3 separate regions of the Mus musculus genome follow, and regions 2 and 3 are each linked to region 1. The links are chromatin loops, found by intact Hi-C in ENCODE. Cell type or tissue: left cerebral cortex. All regions are shown on one strand. Region 1 overlaps Poc1b (POC1 centriolar protein B). Region 2 has its middle 66 kb from the start of Gm34983. Region 3 has its middle 50 kb from the start of Gm34983.

Region 1 (8,000 bases):
TGAACTCACTGCGTTTTGGAGGATGACCTTGAACTCCTAATCTTTGCCAGTGCTTGCCAAGTGCTCAGATAACAGGCTGCTGCCTGCCGGGCGGTGATGGCGCACACCTTTAATCCCAGCACTAGGGAGGCAGAGGCAGGTGGATTTCTGAGTTCGAGGCCAGCCTGGTCTACAGAGTGAGTTCCAGGACAGCCAGGGCTACACAGAGAAACCCTGTTTCAAAAAAAAAAAAAACAGGCTTCTGCCACCAGCACCCCGACCCGAGTGCTGACGTAAACTGACCGCAGCCCATGTCATTTCGTCACTCCCAGTCCACCTTCTCCTCCCCACCTCGCCGCTTCCTTGGCTTTGGTTTCGTTACTGTCTGTCTCAGGCCTTTCTCCTACTCTCTTGAAGCATGCATACTTCGTGCTCTGTGTGTTTGCCTTTCCTCACTGGATTTGAAGAAGGGCTCTCAGTACTAACTCAAACTGACCTCACACTCCTTGTCCCCAAGTGCTGGGACTTCCATCGTTCACAACAACACCTAGGAGATTGTTTCTTAAATTTTGTCTAACCCAGATATATATATATATGTATGTATATGTATATATATGTGTGTGTGTATATATATATATATATGGATTTCTACTGTTGTTTCTTGTCAATAGTGTTGATTTTCAATTGTTTTTTTTTTATAATTTTTATCTTTTTGGATAATCATTGGAGTATTAAACCACTGTGCCTACATGCGTGCCTATGTGTGTGTGTGTGTGTGTGTGTGTGTGTGTGTGTGTGTGTGCGCGCGCGCGAGCATGATCATGCATGCATGCATGTGTGTACGTGTGATGCTGGGAATCCAGCGCAAGGCCTCTTACATGCTACAGTGACCCACCACAGAGCTACATTAGCCCTCATTTACTCTTTCACTCTTTGAACAAGAGAATATAATTTTTTAAATAATTACTATTTCCTGTGTATGGGGGTTTTGCCTGCATGCATGTCTGTCCACCATGCAGTGCCCTTAGAAGCCAGACGAGGGTGTCACATTCCTTGTGACTGGAGTTACAGATGGTTGTGAGCCAGAATGTGGGCACTGGGAATTGAACCCAGGACCTCTAGAAGAGCAGCCAGTGCTCTTACCATTGAGCCATCTCTCCAGCCCAAGAAGAAATTTTTTTCCTCAGTTGTTATAGTTGTTATGTGTATCTGTTGGCTTTTTATAATACATTCATACAAAGTAAATACATATATATTATATATAATTTTTTTTCTTGACTGTCCTTTTCTTGTGTTACCAAAGTAGTGTTTTGATTTTTACTTTAGCACTTCTATGACTTAGCAGGGCTTGATCAGTGTGAAGAATACCCGCCCCTCCCCAGCCCTGTCATTTACCCAGCACCCAGCCAAGTGCTGTATTATAGAGCTACAGGTCCCAGTTGAGTGTATTTCCCTGGCATTGTGCTGTCCGGGCCCAGAGACTCAAGCTGTTTCCTCTGTGATTTACCATCAGCCCTGGTCCATTTTAGAGAGCTAGACTTTAAAATGTTCACAAGGTGACTGGATGGCTTGCTCTGACTCTGTAGCTGAGAACCCTGAAAGCAGCTCCTTTGTGTGGTTCGGTCAGGCTGACCCAGGCTGCGCAGAGACGCGCTCGGCTGTGCTTTTCACGTGTGCACTGACACGTCTATTAAAAGCTGCCTTTTCATTATGGAGCTAGAGGGCAGTTGTACGGCACATAATTCAGAGAATGTGCCTGAACATTTTGTGTGGGCCTGAGGAAGTTGGCCTTAGGTGCCCAGTTTAAATCACCTGTAGGTCCTGAGAGCTGTTTGAGTTAACTGTCTTGTATGACTGACTTTTGAAAAATACTTCCAGATGCTGAGCCAGAGAAGTAAAAGGATTCTGCGTATAAACTGCGAGTCATCTTGTTTTAAAAATGAAACTCACAATAAAGCAAAGTATAATGGTTTTTGTACAGAGCATATTTTAACATTATAAAAAATAATTGGATATCAAGTTATTTTTAAAGTCTTCATGTTAGTGACTATAGATCCCTTGAAGAAAGAAAAAACTGCTTAATTTAAAACTAAAACTGTCCCACAGATGTGATTTAGATTAGACAAGAAATACTGTGCTCACTTATGAGAAATCATACTTTAAAATAATTCTCTTTCAAAGCTTTAGGAAGGTGCACTTCAATTAAAACGGAAAACATTCTGTGTTCAGAATTTTTTAAAAATATAAAATTATGTCTTTTTAACAAATAGAATTGAAGTAATTTCTCTTCTTTTTGCAGTAGCTATGAGTGTTGGGTTTTTGAGATTAGAGCAGTATAGACTCCCTATGATTTATATCTTATTATGTTTTCTTAACCTTCTGCGTGGAATTGTTTGGCCTTTGCAAAGGCCACTGGCTTGCTAGCATTTGTCTTATTTGTATGAAAGAACAAAACCCATTAGAGTCTCAGATCTCTGCTACTGCCAACCAGATGTAGAAATACTAATCCTTACACGAATAGAGGAATGGCAGCCAGATTGTTCTGCAAATCCACCAGAGGAAGCCACGAGAAAAAGACATGGAACATAGAAGCCTCGTATGTGAACGCCCCTCTGTGTCCCCTCCTTGTTCTGCGGACAGACGTGTTGCTGAAGCCCTCCATCCTCATTACAGTTAAGGAAAGAACACTGTCTTTCCATGTTGTTGGGAAGGCCAAGTTTTCACACGGGTGTCTTGCTCTAGCCTATTTGAATTAAGAGTAGTTTATGTCAACTTCCTCAGCAGGCCACAAGCAAGAGCTTCACCGTACTGTTCCAGGAAAAAAATGCTTTCCCTTCAAAGGGTATTCACATGACATTTGAATGGCGCTGCCCTATGTAGTCCAGTCTACTTCTCATTTGCATATTTGGAAGGTGTGGTGGTTTGAATATGCTTGGCCCAGGGAATGGCACTATTTGGAGGTGTGGCCTTGTTGGTAGGTTTGGCCTTGTTGGAGGATGTTTGTCACTGTCAGGTGGGCTGTTTTTTTGTTTTTTTGTTTTTGGTTTTTCGAGACAGGGTTTCTCTGTATAGCCCTGTAGGCCATCCTCCTAGCTGCCTGTGAGCAGCAGTCTTCTGTTTGCTTTTATTTATTTTATATATATGAATACACTATACCTGTCTTCAGACACACCAGAAGAGGGCATCAGATCCCATTATAGATGGTTGTGAGCCACCATGTAGTTGCTGGGAATTGAACTCAGGACCTCTGGAAGAGCAGTCAGTGCTCTTAACCGCTGAGCCATCTCTCGAGCCCCCTCCTGGTTTGTCTTTGGAACCTTATGTAGCACTCTCAGCTCCTCCTACACTATGCCTGCCTGGACACTGCCATACTTCTGATGATAATGGACTGAACATCAGAACCAGTAAGCCAGCAGCAGTTAAACATTGTCCTTTATAAGAGTTGCCTTGGTCATGGTAAAACCCTAAGACAGTGGGGAACCCAGCAAGCCTCCTAAGGGATCATGATAGATCCTCGTGAGACTGGGGGGTCACATAGTTGTTCTAGCCTTACGGAATATTAGCAGGGAGAGCAGTGAAGTCAAAATCATTAATGAAATCATTCTCTTGATTGCCTTCAACTTCAGAATGGCCACTTGAGTAGCAACATCATCTATAGGTTACGTATGAAATTCTATGTTACTTAGCAGGACAGAACAATCTTTTTATATAACTAAATATTTTATAGTTCATTGGTGAAAATTCTGTCATGATGAATAGAATAGAAATCCTCAAATCTTAGATCATGGTTTCCCTTAATCTGCTAATAAGGTTAAAAACATTACCATTGAGGGTGAAAATAGGATTTCCTGTCTACCAATTCTATATTTTAATTCTAGCTGAACTGTATACATATTGTTTTGAGGCGCTTATGTGGCACTAGTAATAATAAGAAGAAGAACATGTAAGCCTGTACAGTATTTTTCCATGACTTCCATTGAAAGTCAGTAATGTTTTTATTCACATGAAAATTCAGGTCAGTAGATGCAAAAGCTAGTAGCTGGCAGTGCCCAAGGTGCAGCCCTGGCACCGTGGCTCATTGTGCAGCTCTGCCCATCTATTGCCGTGCTTCGGTTTAATAAGAGCTCAAATCTGGTTCTGTCAGCAGACACTGAGGTCCCAGCTTTAAGGGCTCGTGCCCTGCCCTTCGGGAAGCATTACAGACTATGTTAGTGTGCGCGTTCCTGAGCTCTTCGGTGATGTAGACCCTTAGGTCGGGAGCGTGGTTACCTTCAAGATTCTATACAACCTTCTCGCTCATAACTCTCCATTGTCCCCCTGTTCAGGTAATGAGAGCCCAACTCTCAATCCGTCCCATTTCAAGGCCACTTGGTTTATGAGACAGCAATTGTTCTTCAGTGTAGTAAAACACTATTAGTTAAGTAAATTACAAACTTGTAGGAAGTCAACAATTTTCTACAGGAGGGGCCTATTCTTTCCTTGGTTAGGACTTAAACTTTCAGAGCAGTTTCTCTTTCAGGAGCAAAGCAAAATTGATGAGCTTCTCTATACCTGCACTAGGTGGCGCTAGAGAAAAGACTACCGTGGCTCTCTGGCCCCTCACCTAAGACTAAAAGGCATAAAGGAGGCCCATGTACGTCTGCTTCACAGGGACGGTGGAGGAGGTGTTGGCTTTCTGCTGGAAAATGGCTGGAAGGAAGACGTGTTGGCCAACTGGGCCAGCTGTCCTCCATCATTCTTGTACACAAATCTATCCCCCCTTTACTGTGTCTTGGAGTCGGGCACCTCCACTGTCACACAGTGGGCTGAATAATCATAAGATGTATTTCTAAAACAACAGCTAGGGGACTGAGCATGGTGGCACATGCACCTGTAATCCCAACACTCGGGAGTCAAAGGGAAGGGGACCTAGACTGAGGCCAGCTTCCGGTGCATAGCCATGGTGAGATGGATCCCCAATGCAAAACCAGGCCAGCAAGCTATCTCAGCAGTTAAAGAGAGGCTTCTGCAGCACAGCCTGCCAACCTGAGTCCACTCCCGGGATCCACGTGGTGGAAAGAAAGAATCCAAAGCTCACCGATTGTCCTTCAACCTCCACACATGTGCCATGGTGCAGTCCCATGTGTAAGAGTGCACACACTCACATGTACAAATATCTAAATCTAGTAATCTAATCGTCACAACAGCACCGCCCCCTCAAGCCTGAGTGCTTTAAATCCAGCAGTCGGCTCTTCTTGCCTAGGGCTCGGCCCACTGTTAGAACAATGTCCAGCAACTCCCCCAGATGGGTCTCTCTAAAGCACTTAGACTCCAGCCTCGAGGTTTTCCCAGATTTCTTTGTAATTTGGCCTTTGTCAACTGCTCATTTGCACCATGGCTCTGCTTAGCCGGTTTGGAGGAAGGCTTGGGATGGGGGGGGGGGGGGGGAATGGGGAGGACTCTTTTAGCTCACCCTGTCTCTGGGACTTGTTTTCTAAAGTGTATTTTGTTTTTATTTTGGTGTTTGTTGAGCAGCTGTGTCAAGCTGTGTTTCCTTTCTAAATCCTTTGTCACTGAGCAGCCAGCTAGGGTTTTCTTCTGGCCCTGAGTGCTGTCCCGTTGGCTCTGCTGTCTGGCTTCTCTTTGGCTCTCTCCTTAGAACTGAGAACGGTTGTGTTTTCTTTGGTTTGCCTTGGGGCCTTTGAATTTAGAAGTAGTTCCTCTTGGAGGTGCTCATCGACCCAGGAACTCGTTCCCCTTTCCCTGCAATTTTACTGCATACGTATTTTCAAATCTATAATTAAATACTCTCTAGCTTTGAATGGTCAGAAAGTCTTGGTAAATGGGGTTGTGTTGAGTTTGTTTTCCTGTAACTTGCCTTTTTATTTCGTATAAAAACCCTGAGAGGGCTGGTGAGATGGCTTAGTGGTTAAGAGCACCGACTGCTCTTCCGAAGGTCCCGAGTTCAAATCCCAGCAACCACATGGTGGCTCACAACCATCCATAACGAAATCTGATGCCCTCTTCTGGAGTATCTGAGGAAAGCTACAGTGTACTTACATATAATAAATAAATAAATCTTTAAAAAAAAAACCCTGAGATGTTTATATAACGTGAACTGACACATTTATATGTGTACGGAGCCTTGTGTCTCAGTGGCTTTACCTCGCAGGCAGTCTCTACAGTTACAAAGGGCCGTGCGCGCTGCTGACAGTATGGAGCACTCCTGTGTTAGCAATGGTGCTTCTTGCCATTTTCACTGCTGCAGAGAACCTCTGACGGTTTCACTTCTGAGATTTGTTTTTCCATGGGATTTCTGTTGTCTACATTTCCGTGTATAAGCTTGCGTACAGATATTAGATATTCTGCTTTTCCGGTATTCGACCTCATAATGATCCTCACAGTGACACAGCTCTCCCACAGCATCCGTGATCGATCACAGACGCATCCCCCTTGCTTGCAGCTTTTGCTTTTCCGGGTTTTCAGATGCTGTTCTCCACCTCTGGTTGGAATAATAACCGTAAATTTTTTGTTCTTGCTGGTTTTACCGTTTGATCATCACGTTTGGGTTCTACATATCTCCTGCCGACCCTTGCTAGCCGGGATCCGTGGACCTAGCCAGTTCTTAAAACGGTCCATCATCCTTGTCTATAGACAGATGCCATTGAATCTTATGGTGTTTGTTTCCCACCCACGCCTTGCTCTTCTTCCAAACCATCCACAGTACAACTTTCTGTTTACTTGAAACTTTCGAGTCAATGAAGTCTTAGTCTTTCCCATGAATTCCTGGTGGGTTTTCTTCAGTACTTTCGAAACTGTCCGTATTTTAACGTCATGTTAAAATCCACTTGGGTCTGTGTGTTGAGTGGGGCTGGCAGTGCTCTTTGGTTCTCTTGGTGAGGCTGAGGGCTCAGAAGTAGGTCCTGTTTAGCTCTCCATTGGTAGTCACTGAGTTTTTAAATGAAACTTTATCATTTCCTCTCTGATTCATACATCTTAACATTGTATTTCTTTTTCTTGTTTTAATGTACTGGCTAGGATATTTTCTGCATCTCTTGAGGTGGGTCTTTCTATTTTAATATTCCTCTGTAGGTGAATTGCATTGCTTTTAGAATGTGAAAATGGCCATTTCCTGCTTAACTGCAACATTGTCGATAGTGTGTACATTGGTAGGCTTAGTGAAACCATATTTTGCCAGTATCTGTGCCTTATCCATGAGTATATGCTTTATTTTTAGAATAGATTATAAATACTTCTCTTTTTTTAGTATTGGTCCTTATGACAGAGGATGTCCCGTTGACTTATTCATGTGTGCACACAGATTAATCCCAAGCGTGAGGTGATGGATTTGCAGAGCTCGTCTCCCCCCGTGGTGGATGTCCTTTCTTTCGATTCAACCACAGTAAGTAGTCTTTCTCTAACTTAAGCGGTGCTGCACCATTTGTCACAGTCTATTTCCTTACAAAGTGAAAGAATCGGGGATAAAGCGTGAGCTCGGTGGCCTAACCTTTCAGCACAGCAAGGCTGTATACAAAGTCATTTCTACGTTTCTAAAATACCACCAGGGGGAGCAGCAGCCATTTCCAGAACAGTTTTACCTTGGAATATCTTAAACTCAGTCGAACTCACCCTCCCTGTACCCCTGCCCCCCTTGTTTCCTGCTCACTTCCCCCCGCCCCCCTATTTCCTGCCCCCCCTGTCCCCTACCTCCTGCCTACCCTGTTCCCTGCTCCCTTCTCCCCCATCCTCTGCCCCCTATCCCCTGCTCCCTGTCCTGGGGTACTACCCTGCTGTCATAGAGAAGACTGTACTGCCCTAAAAATGGCAGTTCCTCTGCTTTGTTTATGTTACTCTCTTGATGGATTACCCAGAAATAAAGTATCTCTACTACTTACAATTTTGTTTATAAAAATGATCCGTATATGTTGCGCATCTGAAGGTTTCAGAGACAGTTTGAGCCATCTACCTTCTGTGTCTGCCCTCTCTTCTACACAAATCACAGTAACGCTGCTGATTAGCACAAGCCCTGCTCTGAGAGCAGG
Region 2 (8,000 bases), 230 kb after region 1:
TACAGCTGTAAGCTAACTAAGGTGTGTTGTTTCAAGAAGAACACTTTGTGGAAATTTATTACTGGGGGTGGGGAGTACAATGCAGAAGGACTGGGGAGATAGTTAAGATCTATTGCTTTTTTCTTGAGTCATAATTAAAATAGGACAACTAGCCCCAGGGCCTCACAGAGGAACAAAGACCACCCCAAACACTTGGCAATGGTGTCTTTTTTTTTTTAAGTGCCCATAATTAACTTATGTGAGAGACCCCATCCACTATCTCCTGGTTAGAGATGAAAACCCAAAACCTGGAAAAACACAAGTAGTGCAACCAAGCTCATCCTACTAGCAAGGGACAGCTGGGAGGAAATCAAAGGGTGTCTCACTGTGCTGTTTAAGTTGGTCAAAAGACTCAGGGATTCCATTGGTATTTACAGCATTTTAGCATTTCTTGGAAGAGGCTTTGATAGGCTTGTTACCCATAGGCATATGACAGTGGGAACGATTTTCAGATTCAAGTTGTGTCTCATCTCTCTTTGGAGTAGCCTAGAGAATCATTTTCAGGATGATGGTATCAATTTAGTTTAGTGGTTTTGTTGTTGTAGCTTAGATGAAGAGGAGAAGAAGAAGAAGAAGAAAATGAAAAGTAATTGGGGAGAAATGGTTAGAAGTAGTAAAAAAGAAATGGGCTTGATGTGGGTTTAAAAGCAGAGCTTTAGTCACAGATGTATTTAATTTGGCAAGTCCCCTCTTCATGTCTGTTCAAGCTCGGGCAGGTGTCTCCTTTTTTTCATGTGTTATAGAAAGCTTAAGGCTGTCTGCCTTGTGCCAAGGGGGGTGGGGGAAGCAATTAAATATTTTAATATTTCCTGCCTATAAAGTGTTCCCTGTTTTATTACTTCAAATGCATTGGATTTAAAAGAAGGTGTGAAAGACTCCTGAGCCATTAATAAAGGGCTGCAGCTGCCGAGGAGAGATGCTGCAGGGGGTGTTCAAAGGGATGTTTGGGGTCTGAGTACCTCATCCGCAGACTGTTGATTGATGGCGCAGGAGCATGAGGTAGACATTTGCAGTACTTTCGGGATGGGAAACGGACAGCAATTCCTTTTCTCCTTGAGGACGATTTAAGGATATAAAGGGAAACACAAAAACAGTAGTTCAGAGATTGTGGTGCTTGTTCACACACACAGACACACACACTCACACACATACATCACACACGCAGGCACATTTACACACACATGGGCATACTTGCACACACACAGACACAATCCCACACACATCACACAAACATGGGCACACTTGCGCACATATGACACACAGGCACATTCACAGACAGAGACACAATCCCACACACATCACACATGGGCACACTTGGACACATGTGACACACAGGCACATTTACACACTCGCACACACACACAGGGACACTTGCACACAGGTGTGCACATCACACATACACACAGAAAATCTCTCCCTAGAGTAAGCCTGAGAGATCTGTGGCCTGTGACATGTTTGTAAGAATTCCTTTTTGAACAGACAGAGCATACAGCGGGATTATGGATCCATTTGAGTCTCTGAGAGCTCTAAGTAGACTAGACAGGCACCGAGGTTAAAATATAAATCCAAGACATGGTTCTACAGTTTCCTCTCTTCTTCTCATCAGCTGAAAAACATCTATACAAATACGTGATTTCTCATGGATTGTAAACACTACTTTCGAAGTCGTTCATTTTTTCTCTGCAGCAATGGGTATGGCCGACGTAAAGGTGGAAGCTGTCAGTGATTCATTTCATCCCAGAGAAATCTTCTTGAGGGCAACATTCAAAAGTTAGGCTGGGTGCTGGGCAGACCCAAAGGAAGGCACAGCCATCATACCCTGTCTTCTGCGGCCGGTGGGCTTTCTGCCTGGGCATGCAGACATCCTTTATAATATGTGGAAGAGGTTTCGTAAGTTTTAGTCTTTCTTGTGCTGTGAGTCACCAAAAAAAAAAAAAAAAAAGTTTTAACTCACAGTTTACTTAAATTTACCCTCATCTTAAGCAACAACGTCAGTGAAACCACAAGTTTATTGTACCAGTGACCCCTTTTAATGCATCTTCAAAGAAATAAAATTTAATGATATCTTTACCCAAAACTTATTATAAGCACTACATGTCTTTTGATATTTAGACTGTACTTGGCTTTTACAAGGGTTAACAAAGCACACGTATATTTGTATATTGGGTTGTACCTTAAGATAGTCCACGTACCATATATTTGGTGGCATCGTTATGAGGTATAACAACCTTCTGTAGCCAAAAGGTTAGCGGCCAGACATCTGATACTTTCACGTGGTAGAATGTTGGAGGAAGTAATTAAAATATTGCCATGCCAGGTGGGTAGCTTTTGATTTTGCCTTTCAGAGCTGTTTGGATTTTATAACAAATAAGGAACTATTTTAGGCTTTTAGGTTTTAGGTTCCACTTTTAAAAGTACCTTAGAGGCAGATGGAGTCAATCTTAGCACTGTAGAGACAGGCAGGCAGGTCTCTATGACTTTGAGGCCAGCCTGGTCTACACAATAAATTTCAGGACAGCCAGTGCTACATACTATAAGACATTGTCTAGAGAAAACAAAACAAGGGCTAGAGATGTGGCTCAGTGTTTAAAGCATGTACTGCTCTCTTCCAGAGGACCCAAGTTCAATTCCCAGCACCCACATCAGGCTCCTCACAAACACCTGTAACACCAGCGCCGGGGAATCTGACACTCCCTGCTGGGCTTTGTAGGAACCTGCACACAAACACAGCACATACACATAAATAATAAAACAGAAAAATAAGTATTAAAGAAAACCAAAACAAAATATAACAAGTTCTGTAGGAAACGGAGTTGTTACTAACAGTCTGAATCATTTCAAAAATCAAAACATGGCTTTAGTGAAGCATAAAGACATTGAATAAGCTGTTAAAGAGCATTATCTTAAATACCAATCACTGGACATGTGTATGTGCATGTGTGAGTGTGTGCAAGCATGTTGTGCTTAAGTCATGTTGTGCATAAGCTTCCCTTGGGCCCTTCCAGTCACTGACTCATCTAGCACTCATATGAAGATCAGCTTTGAGTGTGACGAGGGAACTCACCTTTTTTTTTTTTTAGCGCAACATCAGACAAGGTTCTCCAATGTTATGACGGTATGCCACAAGTCTGTTCTTTGTTAGTGTTGTGTACTATTTCCCTGTTAATTATTGCCACATGTAAATATTTAGGTTAACACCTCCCAGGGTAGAAGGATCCTCTTTCTCTTCAAAGGACAGACCATCCCTTGAAAAATCCCCTCTCATCAGGAAGTGTGCGAGCAGAAGACAGTGCTTGCTGGAGACTACAGCCTTTTCTGTCATCGTAGAAAACACAGAGCTCCCTTTGGGGTGCTAAATATAAGTAGTGGTTAGATTAATTTCCCTTCTTGGTTTTGCCACATTGGTGAATGGATGCAAGATGCTAGCCTCATGAGAGAGAGAGAGAGAGAGAGAGAGAGAGAGAGAGAGAGAGAGAGAGAGAGAGAGAGTCCTAAAGCAACATAAAAACATTTTGATTTAATTTTTGGATGGTGTAAAATTTTAGAACAGGAAATTAAAAGCCCACATAGCTACCCAACAAGATGGTGATAAGACATGAAAGAGTCTTTCAAATGAATCTGAGGCTAAATTTAGGAGAGTGCTTTCTGTTCAGGCCAGCTGTGTGCGGAATGGAGCGAGCCGAGCAGAGCTGGGGACGAGCAATCACGGGCAGTTCTCCATTTCCCCTTGACTTCCTTCGCAGCCAGGCTTCATTTAAAACATGTGAGTTCGTGAGAATTACTGTAACAGGAGCTGCTCCCACTCTCCAGATACAAAAGTCCATGCCAGAGGCAGACAGGAACACTGGGCGCCTTGCTGCTTACATCTGAAAATGAAAATTGAGAGCTCAGTGACTCAAGACTAGTTGGATTTTTGTTTTTGTTTTTAAGGTGTGTTCTGTGATCTTCAGTAAAACACTAAGCTTTGGCTGTAGAAATTCTCTTCTGAAAAAGAACCACAGGTTCCACAAATGATCAGGAAGGGCCTGGGGCTGGGGCTGAAGCCGGACACCTGCAATCCCAGCATTCAGTAGGTGATAGGAACATAATGCAAGTTCCAGGCTAGCCTGGGCTATGCAGCAAGTCTGTGGCCAGCCTGGGCTATGTAGTAAGACTTTGTATCAAAAGGGAGAGGGGAGAGGGGGGAGATGGGGAGAGAGGGGGAGAGGGGAGAGGACGAGAGAGGAGGAGGAGGAAGGGGAGAGGGGAGAGAGGAGGAGAGAGGGAGGAGGAGGAGGGAGAGGGAGGAGGAGGAAGAGGGGGAAGGGGAGAGGGGAGAAGGGAGAGGGGAAAGAGAGGGAGAGGGAGAGGAGAGAAGGGAGAGGGGAGAGGGGAGAAGGGAGAAGGGAAAGAGAGGAGAGAGGGGGAGGGGGAGAGGGGAGAAGGGAGAGGGGAGAGGGGAGAGGGAGAGTTCTTATTTACCTTATTACCAGGAATAATTCTGTTCCCCTTTCAACCTTTTGGGCTTTTTTTCTCTGTGAATTTTCCTGAGCCTTAGTTGGAAGTGTGTCACCAGGTATCACATTTGAGCCCTCCATGGTCATTTACACCCTGCATTGTGACAGTTGAGGTGGTTCCTAGAGATTTTTTCATAAATATCCATCCCAAATCATCTTTGAAAGACAGCAGCAAAACACTGGTTTTGTGAGTTCTGGGCTCAGAAAGATCTGGGCCTAACTTCCTACCTCTTTCATTGGCCCATCTTATATTGTCAACTTTGAATTGTCTTTCTAAGCAACACTGCCATAGATGAACCACCTGAGGAAGGGTTATGGTAGAGAATTTGAAAATGAGGCCTAAGCATGACTGAAGAACCCAACCTGCCTCTTTTTGTGTCAGAATGCAAGGCTCAACTTCCAGTCACTGACCATGTAGGGGATTAACGAGTACCTCAGAACCGTGAGTTCTTTCAGGTCTCTCTTTGACTGACAGTTGCCAAACATTTTCAGTTTTATTTTGTGGGCATAAATTTTCCAAAAGTGTACCAACCTACAAACAGAGCTAGCTATATGATTGTGTTTCCTTGTTTATCATTTTATTTTGGTGAACAAGTGCTGGGGTTGTTGATGGCGAACCTGTTGTCTGAAAGGTTGAGTTAAGGGGCTGAGAAACTTGAGTGTTCATGGAATGCAACTGAAAGCTAATATTGTCACAGATAATTACTTTCTCAAAAAGACCACTTGAAACCAGAGTGTTCAGGCCAGCGAGGCAGACAGTGCTGTAAAATGTAGCTGAGCCTAATTTATTTGATTTCATCTTGTTTTATAGACTGATGATTACTGTAGGCTCAAGTCTAGGGGACCAGAATTTTATTGCAGAGAAAATCCTTTCCCCCTCCTCCTCCCCCACCCCCTCCTCCTCCTCCTCCTCTTCTCTAGCCTTCCTTCCTTTATCTTTTTTGGACAAGGTCTTCTTATATAGCCCAGGTTTTCCATAACTTTCAAAATAGGCCAAACTGGCCCTTAACTTATGATTTTCTTCCCTCCCCTTCCCATCCTCCCACCTCCCAGTTCTTCCTTGAACAACTCAAAAAGAGTTATCACAGTTTCATGTGTTGGGAGCAAACCAAATTTCATAAACAGCATGTAAAATGAAAAATGCCCCGTTAAGTGTCAAGGCCTCCAGTGTTCCTGGGCCATGAACAAAATAAGCTTGACCTTAGTCTTGGTTAAAAATTGCTTGATTTATTAATCTGTGGACTGGGAGACTTAGATAATAAAATGCCAACTTGGTTTTAAATACAAACCTCCAATATAATGTACTTATTTATCCAGATGTCTAAGATTAATAGTTTTTTTTTAAAAGACAAGACAAAACAAAACAAAACAAAACAAAACAAAACTAAAAACAGGTATGTGAGAAAAATTCTGAAAAGTTGTGGGATGTGACGAATGGTTTTCTTATGTGAGCTTCATTTTTTTTTTTTTGGTAGATTTTTGGTTCTCTACTGGCAAAATACTTTATGATAAAGCCCACAAGTATTTTTTGATAAATATACAGGTTATATAGCAAGTAGTATATGCTTATAGTCTCAGAAATTGAAAGGTTGAAGCAGGAAGATTGCCATTTCTTGAGAATAGCTTGGGCTACATAGCAAACACTAAGCCAACCTGGGCTATGTAGCAAAACCCCATCTCAAACAAACCCATACAATATAAAACCAAATGGCACAAAATAACAACAATGATGGTAGGAAAGGGATCTACCATGAATTTCCACCCCAGCTCAGTTTCTCTCTCTTGATAGCTCTTACCTTTCTGCACTGGGATTCCTTCAAACCATTTGAATCATAGCCAAGACAAAAAAAAAAAAATCTGTATTAAAAAACAGTACCTGGGAAGAAGCCCATGACCTGGCTACTAGTTTGAAATGTACACGGATGATGTCTTTCTTAAGATGATGCCAGAGTAAACTTGACTTATGAAAGGCATGTTTTCTTTACCTTTTAAAGACATAGAACTCTTTTGTTTTTGGTGGTAGAAAAAATGAGTTGGGGCTGGGGCTGGGGCTGGGGCTGGGGCCTTTTATGATCAAGTTAAGTAACCCAGAGCCTTGGAACAAACAAAGAAAGTGAGATTCGCTTTCACAGAAGGCTGGCCCATTGGTGGTTGGCAATTCCAGTCTAGCTGATCCAACAAGTTTTCACATCTTAAGGCTCTGAGCGCTATGAGTCAGAGGGTGAGGAAGAGAGAGGGAGGATGTGAGCTCACTGCAGAAGGCTGGTATTAAAGAGGACCAGCATTGTGTGTTGGACCCAAACCAGAGCTGGGAGTGGCTGCTATTGCAGCAAGAAAATATGAGCACTGGTGGGAGTAGCCGAGGTGTTTGTGGAGTCACCTTTAGGGCCTCCAGGCAGATCTTCCAGAGAAGTAACACATTGCTTACTGGTGTGTATGGTGAGCTGGCTTTGGAATCTTACCCCCACTTAGCCTTCTGCCTGGAAATAGCATTAGAGGAGGGAGACTCGCCTCTCCATTGACTCACTCAGAACTATACTTCCTTTCATCGGAACGTCAGAGTGAGGTCACCATGGTGACCTCATCTGGATTCAGGAGTTAGAAAAATAAAGCATGGTACCATGTGGAGCTTGACCCATAGGTCATTAATGCTGGTGACTTCTGGATGGTACCCAGACCCAAATCTCAGAAATCGAAGAAATGTGTTAAGCCCAGTTTCATTTGGACAGCGGTTCAGATTTTCTCCCAACTAATCTTATTTATTCCTGACTTTTACTGAAAGTAGATTCTCTTTCATATAATATATCCTGATTATAATTTTCCCTCCCTCCCTCCCTCTACTTCTCCCACTTCCTCCCTACCTTTCCTCTTTTCCAGACCCACTTCCTGTCTGATTCTCAGTAGAAAAGAACAGGCTTCTAAGAGACAACCACCAAACATGACAAAATAAAATATACTAAGATAAAGCAAAACCTTTCATATCGAAGTTGAACATGGCAACCGAACAGGAAGAAAAGAGTCCCGAGTGTAGGCAAAAGAGTCAGAGACCTACTCATTCCTATAGTCGGGAGTCCCTTAGAAACACAATGTTAGTAGCTATAGTATGTACACAGAGGACCTGGTGCAGACCTATGTAGGCTCCTTGCTTGCTGCTGAAGTCTCTGTGAGTTCATATGCATCCTGACTGATTCACAGGCCTTGTTCTCCTGGTGGCCTCCATCCCCTCTGACTCTTACACTCTTTCCATCTGCTTTTATAAAGGAATCCTTGAGTTCTGAGGGGTATCTTTGCATCTGTTCTCAGCTGCTGTCAGAGTAATCCTCTCTGATGATGACTGGATAATACACTGATCCATGAATATAGCGGCATATCATTTTATTGACTTTTGACTATTACTACATTATGTTTAGGCCAGTTGCATTCGGTTTTAGGTTTGTAGTAGGTCTCGGGCCTACCTAGTATCAG
Region 3 (8,000 bases), 250 kb after region 1:
ACAGAAACCAGCTCCAGTAAAATGTTTTCCTTTACAAAAGTGGCTATGGTTATGGTGTCTCCTTGCAGCAATAGTGTGTTCACTAAGACAGCCACAACAGAGGGCTCTTAACTACAGCAACATGTACCTGGAACCTGGCATACAACTGAAGAACCATGAATATTAATGAAACAAATGACTGACTTCAAGATCTAACTTTGTACATTTGTGGCCCCCTACCTGAACTGAGAGCAACATTTTAGCACTTGGCTTTTCCTATTGACTTTCTTTCTTTCTTCCCCTCCCCACCCCGACAATCATAAGGAAGAAACTCTGCTGTTTGACAGCTATTCTTAGCCATTTTCTGTTCTTCTCATTTGTCACCTGCTCTTAATTTTGCCAACATTACTGATTGATCTGACAATTCTCTTCATGCTGGTGACACAGAATATTTGTGTCAAACACAGTCAGTTTTCTGAGACAGGGAATCAGACCATCATTACATCTAATTCAAGATATATGTATGCATACATTTTGTAAGGCAAAAGAAAATGCTAGAGTTAAAAACAAATAACATGTGTTCCTTTTCTTCTTCTTCTTCTTCTTCTTCTTCTTCTTCTTCTTCTTCTTCTTCTTCTTCTTCTTCTTCTTCTTCTTCTTCTTCTTCTTCTTCTTCTTCTTCTTCTTCTTCTTCTTCTCCTCCTCCTTCTCCTTCTCCTTCTCCTTCTCCTTCTCCTTCTCCTTCTCCTTTCTCCTTCTCCCTCTCCCTCTCCCTCTCCCTCTCCCTCCCCCTCCCCCTCCCCCTCCTCTTCCCCCCTCCCCCTCCCCTTCCCCTTCTCCTCTCCTCTCCTCTCCTCCTACTCCTCTTCCTCCTCCTCCTCCTCCTCCTTCTTCTCTTGCTTTTTTTTCCCCCCAAGACAAGGTCTCACTATATAACACTGGTTGTCTTGTAGCTCATGATATTGATCCAGCTGGCCTTGAACTCACAAAGCTCCTCCTACTTCTGCTTCCCATCTGCTGGGATTAAAGGCATATGCCACTACATCTGGCTTGTGTATCTTATGCCAAAGTGTTTAAACATAAGTGGTAGAACCAATAACCAATAGCACTGAACCTGGCTAGGAGTCTGGCATAAGATAATTCTTCCTTTTGTATTTAACTCATGAACTACGTTGTGCCTTCTAACCAAGATTTTAATAGGTGATGACTCGAGAAGCCAGAAACTGACAGCAATTAAACAGATATGAAGGCCACACTTGATTTTGGACTTAAATCAATGAGATTTATCAAAAAAAAATTACTTTTATGAGATGGCAGAAAATGCATTTCAGAGGAATTCAGTAAATTGAAGCTGATTCAATTAAAAAACACCCCATTTGTTCACAAGATCCACTGATGGTTTAGAATTTACTTCTGGTGGTTTGAGTTGTCATTGCCCCTTTGCAGATATTTCCATAAATACCCTCCTCACCGCCAGGATCTCTCTGCTTTACAAACAAGGTTCGGTTCATTTTTCTTTGGTCGAGGGTTCTGGCCAGCTTCAGCCAGCTATGGCTGCATGTTCACTGTTTACATCAGTCATCGTCTGTGTTGTTTTTAGTTTGTTCTTCAAATTTTCCACATTTTTTTTTTTTTAGTTTTAACACCACCCCTTTATTATAATGATGCCCTGCCCTTTTTCTGTGTTTGCAGTATTTAAAGACTTTCTGTTTTCAAGGGATGAAAAGCAAGCACTCAGTTGCTGCTGAGGAGAGCGTGTGGAGGGGACACTAGAGCATCTCTAAAACACGTCGAAGATGGAAGGAAAATAAGAACCGTGGAGTCAGCAGGTCCCTGGCTCTGCTTTCTTAGGCTCATCCATTCTGCTCTGTGTTTTCTGTTCCCAACCTTTCTTACGGCTGCTCTACGGCCCCTTATTGGTTGCTTTCTTACGGCTGCTCTACGGCCCCTTATTGGTTGCTTTTGCTGGAACGGGTCCAACCCTCCTGCCCGTATTCTAAACCTACCAGCGTTATTTTAATATCTCAATTAATAAGGCTAATTTCTGGACCTCCAGGCCAGAGAAGTCCAATTTCCTTAAATTATGAGTGAGCTCTTCGTAGGGTAGCTATTTTTTTTTGCATTACGGTAGGAAATGGGTGCCATTTGGCCTAAGCAGGTCTCTTTGAAGTGGGTGTGAACATTAGGTAATGATAGGCATCTCAAGTACTCCTGCAGCATCCTACTCAGTGGCGAGGGTAGAAAACTGAAACAGATATGGCAACCTGTCAGTGCTCACAATTATGTGCTTCCTTTTAAACTAAGAATTCCACATCGTTTCTTTCAGTGCACTGGCTTTCAAGGCTGCCTCTGTACCAGGGTAGGAAGCCAGAAATGATTTTCCCCCCCAATCATATAAAGTTCTCAGTAGCTAAATAAAATGCTTAGATCTCTTAGAGGCAATATTCAAAAGGAAAGCCTTTCTTTCATATGCTTTTTGCTTTATCGGAGCTCATATTTATGAATAAAGCCAACCCATGGGCCAGTCAATTAACCAACGAACTAAAACCCAACTCTGGTTACTATAACTACGTTTCACATACTTTCAGCATGGCGCATCATAATATTATTTAGTTTCTTAGCAGGCACTTAATCATGCTTATAGACCAGTCTAGGAACGTTTGTTTATTTATGTATTGATTTATTTTTAAGAAAGCTTTTCATACATACTGTATCTTTGGCCTTTGATAGTAACTGTTACGCATTTCAAAAGTAAAAATCATTTTACGGGCTGAAGAGACCACTCAGAGGTTAAGAGTACCTGCTGTGCCGGGCAGTGGTGTTGCATGCTTTTAATCCCAGCATTTGGGAGGCAGAGGCAGGCAGATTTCTGAGTTCAAGGCCAGCCTGGTCTACAGAGTGAGTTCCAGGACAGCCAGGGCTACACAGAGAAACACTGTCTCGAAAAGCAAACAAAAACAACAAAACAAACCAACCAACCAAACAAAAGAGTACCTGCTGCTCTTTCAGAATTTGCTCAATACCAATATGGTAGCTGTCTCTAACTCCAGTTGTAGGGGATTTGACACCCTCTTCTGGCCTCCGTGGGTACTGCAGGCATGTGGTGCACATACATATATGCAGGTAAAAACATTGACACACATAAACTAAAAGTAAATTAGTGTTTAAAAATTCATTTTGCTAGTCTTTGGAGAAATATATTTAGTGTCTTCTCTTCCTCCCCTCCCCTCTGTTTTTAATGCTGGAAATAGAATTTAGGGCCCTGTCCATCTTTGTTAAATACTGAACTACATTCCCAGGCTAAATCACTTGCTATTGTCACAGAGTACATAAAAACCAGCTTGTAGGATTGCCGTTTTCCAAGTCTGATCTATTTCCTCTTTCTTGCTTTTAGGATCCTTTTAGGATTTCCCCAGTGAACACAGATATACATCTGATAATTTTGATTTTTGTCTATTGACTGCAGAGATACAATAGCTCCTGAGCAGCCCTCTCCTTTCTCCTTCTTAATAACCATGCATCCTTGAGGAAGTTCTGTCTGTACAACGTGCCTCAGTTTCCTCACACACACAATGGGATAGTCAGACCTCAGTACCTGGGAAGCAGGCTGTGACGATGAAGTAGAATCATACATGGGAAAGGGCTTTGTAAACGGAAAGGCAGCACAGAGCTCTAAGGGGGTATTATCATTTATTTTACAAGCCAACAGAAATCAAAGCTCTGGTTTCACAGCCAGGAGGATTTTTCTGTCACAGATCTAATTCTTAAAGCTCGGCTTTGCCTAGTTAATGAATACTCTCGAAATAAAGATCCCTTTTACTGCTTTGATTTTTTTGGTCACTTCCCTTTACTCTGATTCAAAGTCACATGGGGAGGTGCTCTTATAAAGCCATTGTTTAATTTAGAGTCTTCATACTGCGCGTGTGTCCGGCTATTCTCCTGTCTCAGTCTCAGAGGAGCCTTTGAGGGCAGACCTTGTTTCTTTCCCTTACGTATAGTTTGGCAACAAACGAGGTGTTTTGAATGGGGATGTAACCTGTCACCTCACGGAAAGAGCACATCCTGCTCTGAAGGGGTGGCCTCGGTGCCAGTGGAGGACCGTGCTGGTGTTTTGACTTGTGACTCAGGCAGGAGCTGTGGAATTGCCTTGCTGTACCGCGGCACAATGACCCTGGGAGAAGTTCCCAGACGGAGCAGAGCTCTTCTCTTCAGCCACCAGGACTTTGAGTCTTACTGTTGTCTAGTTGGTGTTTAGGACAGGACACTGAGCCTAAAACTTTCCACATTTATAAGCAGGGAAAGTATAAAACATACTTAAAAGTCACTGATATAAGCAGATCTGCTTTGATTATTAATCTTCAACGCAGAGTGGGTTTGCTTTCCATAAGTCTCTCTAAATAAGTTTTCAGTGGAGATAACTGTTTCAGGGTTTTGGGTATAAATATCACCATATCTATCTATCTATCTATCTATCTATCTATCTATCTATCTATCTATCTATCTACCTGTGTGTGTATACACATATCCATATATACACACACATATATATTATATGTATATGTGTATACACACACACACACATATATATATATATATACATATACACACATATTTTATGTGTATATATACATATATACACATGTGTTTTATATACCACATGTAGACATTTATGTTATCTCTCTAGATGTATATATGTTTATACATATATATGCATACTTACACATGTAATATATACATCTATTATATATACATATATAAACATAATATTTTTATTGATTCTTTGGGAATTTCACATCATGTACCCCATCACACTCAGTTCCCAGTCCTTCCATATCTGCCTACCCAACCTTGTGACGTGCCACACCCAAAGAAAATAAATATTAAAATAAGAATAAGTTTAATTGCTTTATCTATGTACTCAGTGGAGCAAACTCACACTCTCAGTGGCCTGCCAATTCAATAGAGCTGAGTTGCTCCCCTCCTGGACTCCTGCCGGAAGCCGTCACTTGTGGAGAGCTGACTTCAGCATCCTTATCACACTTCCTAAGAGTTCTTTCAATGGCTTCCTGTTCAGGCTGCTACTCTTTTAGGGGTGTGGAGTGGGGGTTGTGTTAGGGTCAGGGAAGGGGTTACTTTTGCATTGATATAGATGATTGTGGAGGCATAGTTGAAAGGAGGAGACATGGAAGGTTTCTGTTCATTATATGTTAATCTTCTAAAGCCTTTGTCATGAAGGTGTTGAAGCCAGGAGAACAAGAGACACAGAACCTTCACAGTCATAATTCTGTGGACACTATTTAAAGTACAGCAGAAAATGGAAGAACCAAAAGCTAATCTCCTATCTCTGGCCTTTTGTGTAGTTTGTGATGCTTGTGAAGTAGGTGTGTTCCTCTACATCCGTGTGTGTATGCTTGTGAGCTGATGCATGTGTGCATATTTATGAGTATTCATGTACACGTGTGTGTGTGTGTGTGTGTGTGTGTGTGTGTGTACACATCTGTGTGGAGGCTGACACCAGGTGCTTTCCATGTTATGTTTTAAGACAGGACTCTCTCTCTCACTCTCTCTCTCTCTCTCTCTCTCTCTCTCTCTCTCTCAACCCAGTGCTTGATCAGCAGATTTAGGGACACTGTTGTTTGTTTGTCTCCGGTGCTGTGATTAGTGCCCTGTGACACTGTACACCACCTTTAAAGTTTGGATTCTGAAGATTATAACTAGTTTCTCATGAGCCATCTTCCCAGAATAGTTCTGCCTAGTTTATTTCTGTTTTACTTTGTTTTGTTTTATTTTTACCTTATTTTTCTAAAACCCAGATTTGTGGTGATCAACACAGGCGCATCAAGTGGGGTGCCTCAGCAGCGGTTAGGGCTTCTCAAGTGTCTGAATTAGTCTAAACTTTTTTCACCACTGGAATTGTGAAGTCCCAGGCCTATGAAATGGATTGTAATACAGTTTGGCTGGTAACCACATTCTTACATTTTTGGTTGTGAGCCTAACCTTTAACGGCTGAGCCATCTCTCCAGCCCTGGTAACCACATTCTTGAAGCCCACATTTACCTCTAATCAGAAATAAATACAGGACTGAGAATCTTTTTAAAAATGATATAGTTTTATTAACTCTCTGAGAATTTCCTATATCCAGTGTATATTGATATTCACTTTCCATTCCTTCCCTGAGCTCCCAGACTCACCTTTACCCTTCTCAACTCCAGTTTGTTCTTCCCGTATACTCACGAGTGTGGGTCATCACCTTCAGCATGGGGGAACTTATCAGGGGCACAACGTTAAGGAAAAATGGCCCTCTTCTTCCAGAAGCCATCAGCTGTCAGTAGCCCCTCAGCCTAGGGTGGGGCCTTGTGAGGCTCCTCCCCCTCCGCGCTGGCGTACTGGGTTGCCTGATCTTAAGCAGATCTTGGGCAGGCCACACTATAAAGGGCACATATTGTGAGTTCACGACTACAGCAGGGCCTCTGGCTTCCTCTCTGACCTCTGGCTTTTACAGTCTTGTTGCTGCCTCTTTGGTAGTATGAAAGCTAGCCAGCAAGGGAAGTTTCCTCTCAAGTATCAACTTGACTTTTTCATGTCCTGTCATCGTGGTGTGTGGTATCTTCAGCAACAGAGTCTTTCCACGGGACTGAAATTCTAATCTTATACTTCATGGTTCCATTTTTTGGTCTGTTCCTCTGCTAGTGAATTTATTCCTAACTTACAAAAGAAAAGAAGAGAAGAGAAGAGAAGAGAAGAGAAGAGAAGAGAAGAGAAGAGAAGAGAAGAGAAGAGAAGAGGAGAGGAGAGAAGAGAAGAGAAGAGAAAAGGAAGAAAGGAGAGAGAGCACTTAGCTTTTTAATAACCACAGAATCAGGACTTTATAAGTCCTAGTTTTCATTAGTACTTTATTTCTTTATAATTAAGAAGCCTGATAGAGAGATTGTGAATGTTTATTTTATTTTATTTTTTTTACCATGTACACAGTCTTTTAATATGGGCAACTCCTTGTGAGGTCTGGCTTGAGCATCTCTGGATTTCCCCCAAGAGTGCCTCAGGTGAAGCCACGAGCAGGTGCAGCCAACCATATGTTTGTTGATTCCTTGGAGATGTTCAGCAACTGAGTGATGCGTGATCTATGACCAGACTGCTGCTCTGAGGGTCAGGTGCGGAACATTTGTGAACTATTTAGGAAATAAGTTACTTGGCTCGACTTGTGTACAAGGTTTACAGAATAATAAAGACCTAAGATGGAGGGAAGAATTCCCCCCTCCCCAGCTCGTCTTAAAACCACCTTGAATGTGATTATTGATGCAACCTGTAGATGTAATGATATTAATGATTACAAAATATTCACAAGTGTACATGAAAATGTAGAGTGGTAGCCAGAAGACTTATACCACCATCTCTCTCTTAGATGGCTGGACTCGCCTCTTAAGTGGTTTTCTTGCTTTGGCTATGCATTTATTATATCCATAACACAATGGCTATAGTGATCTTGTTACAGTATGAGTGGATCTCTGCTCAAAAACTTCCCAATGGTTCTCTATCATACACAGAGTACAAGTCTTATAATGGTCAGCATACTTTAAGTTTATCTCCTCTCAATTCCATCTGCTATGTTTATCCTACCCTTCCCTGTAGGCATAATGTTACTGTTTCCCATATAAAGATAATTCTTGTATTACTCAAATGTTGACTTCTGTGTCCCCATGTTTGGTTGTAGTCCTTACTCTGAGACTCTCCTGCCTCCATGTGGTATAAACATTGCTCTCCAGTTATTCCCTGATTGGTCAATAAAGAGCTGATCAGCCAGCGACAGAACAGGGAGAAAATAGGGCTGGACTTCCTCCCAGCAAGGGGATCGAGAGGGAGAGAAAGGAAGTGGAGATTCAGCCAGGAGAAAAGGGTCCCCGAAACATCATAAAAACATCTGGAACAGAGAAAGTCACACAATGCAAGCATCTCAGGGATTTTGCCAGGTTAGTTTATCGGATTAAAATAGATTAACACTGCTCATTCATTGTGCCTCAAAG

Evidence for each region. Hi-C counts contacts between places; a loop is a spot of excess contacts. Peaks named below come from ENCODE experiments on the same cell type or tissue, not always from the same donor. Only the 100,000 strongest peaks of a DNase experiment are listed, where the experiment ranks them.
Region 2: a loop joins it to region 1, with 2.3 times the contacts of the local background. A loop is called at or near these places in 3 of 42 quality-filtered maps.
Region 3: a loop joins it to region 1, with 2.2 times the contacts of the local background. A loop is called at or near these places in 9 of 42 quality-filtered maps.

Annotation. Positions count from the first base shown.
Region 1 is chr10:99,157,590-99,165,589 of GRCm38, forward strand. Poc1b (POC1 centriolar protein B) reads left to right here. Exons shown (of 12, transcript NM_027740.7): 10 at 7,280-7,360. Among named protein-coding and RNA genes, the nearest start is that of Galnt4, 53 kb to the left of the region's middle. In left cerebral cortex, CTCF peaks have their summits at 4,540 (motif pointing right) and 7,511 (motif pointing right); DNase peaks (open chromatin) are centred at 4,548 and 7,514.
Region 2 is chr10:99,389,989-99,397,988 of GRCm38, forward strand. No RefSeq gene overlaps it. Among named protein-coding and RNA genes, the nearest start is that of Gm34983, 66 kb to the right of the region's middle. In left cerebral cortex, no CTCF peak of the experiment used is centred here; DNase peaks (open chromatin) are centred at 3,107, 3,357, 3,760 and 6,813; H3K27ac peaks cover 1,193 bases.
Region 3 is chr10:99,405,938-99,413,937 of GRCm38, forward strand. No RefSeq gene overlaps it. Among named protein-coding and RNA genes, the nearest start is that of Gm34983, 50 kb to the right of the region's middle. In left cerebral cortex, a CTCF peak has its summit at 3,060 (motif pointing left); no DNase peak of the experiment used is centred here; H3K27ac peaks cover 703 bases.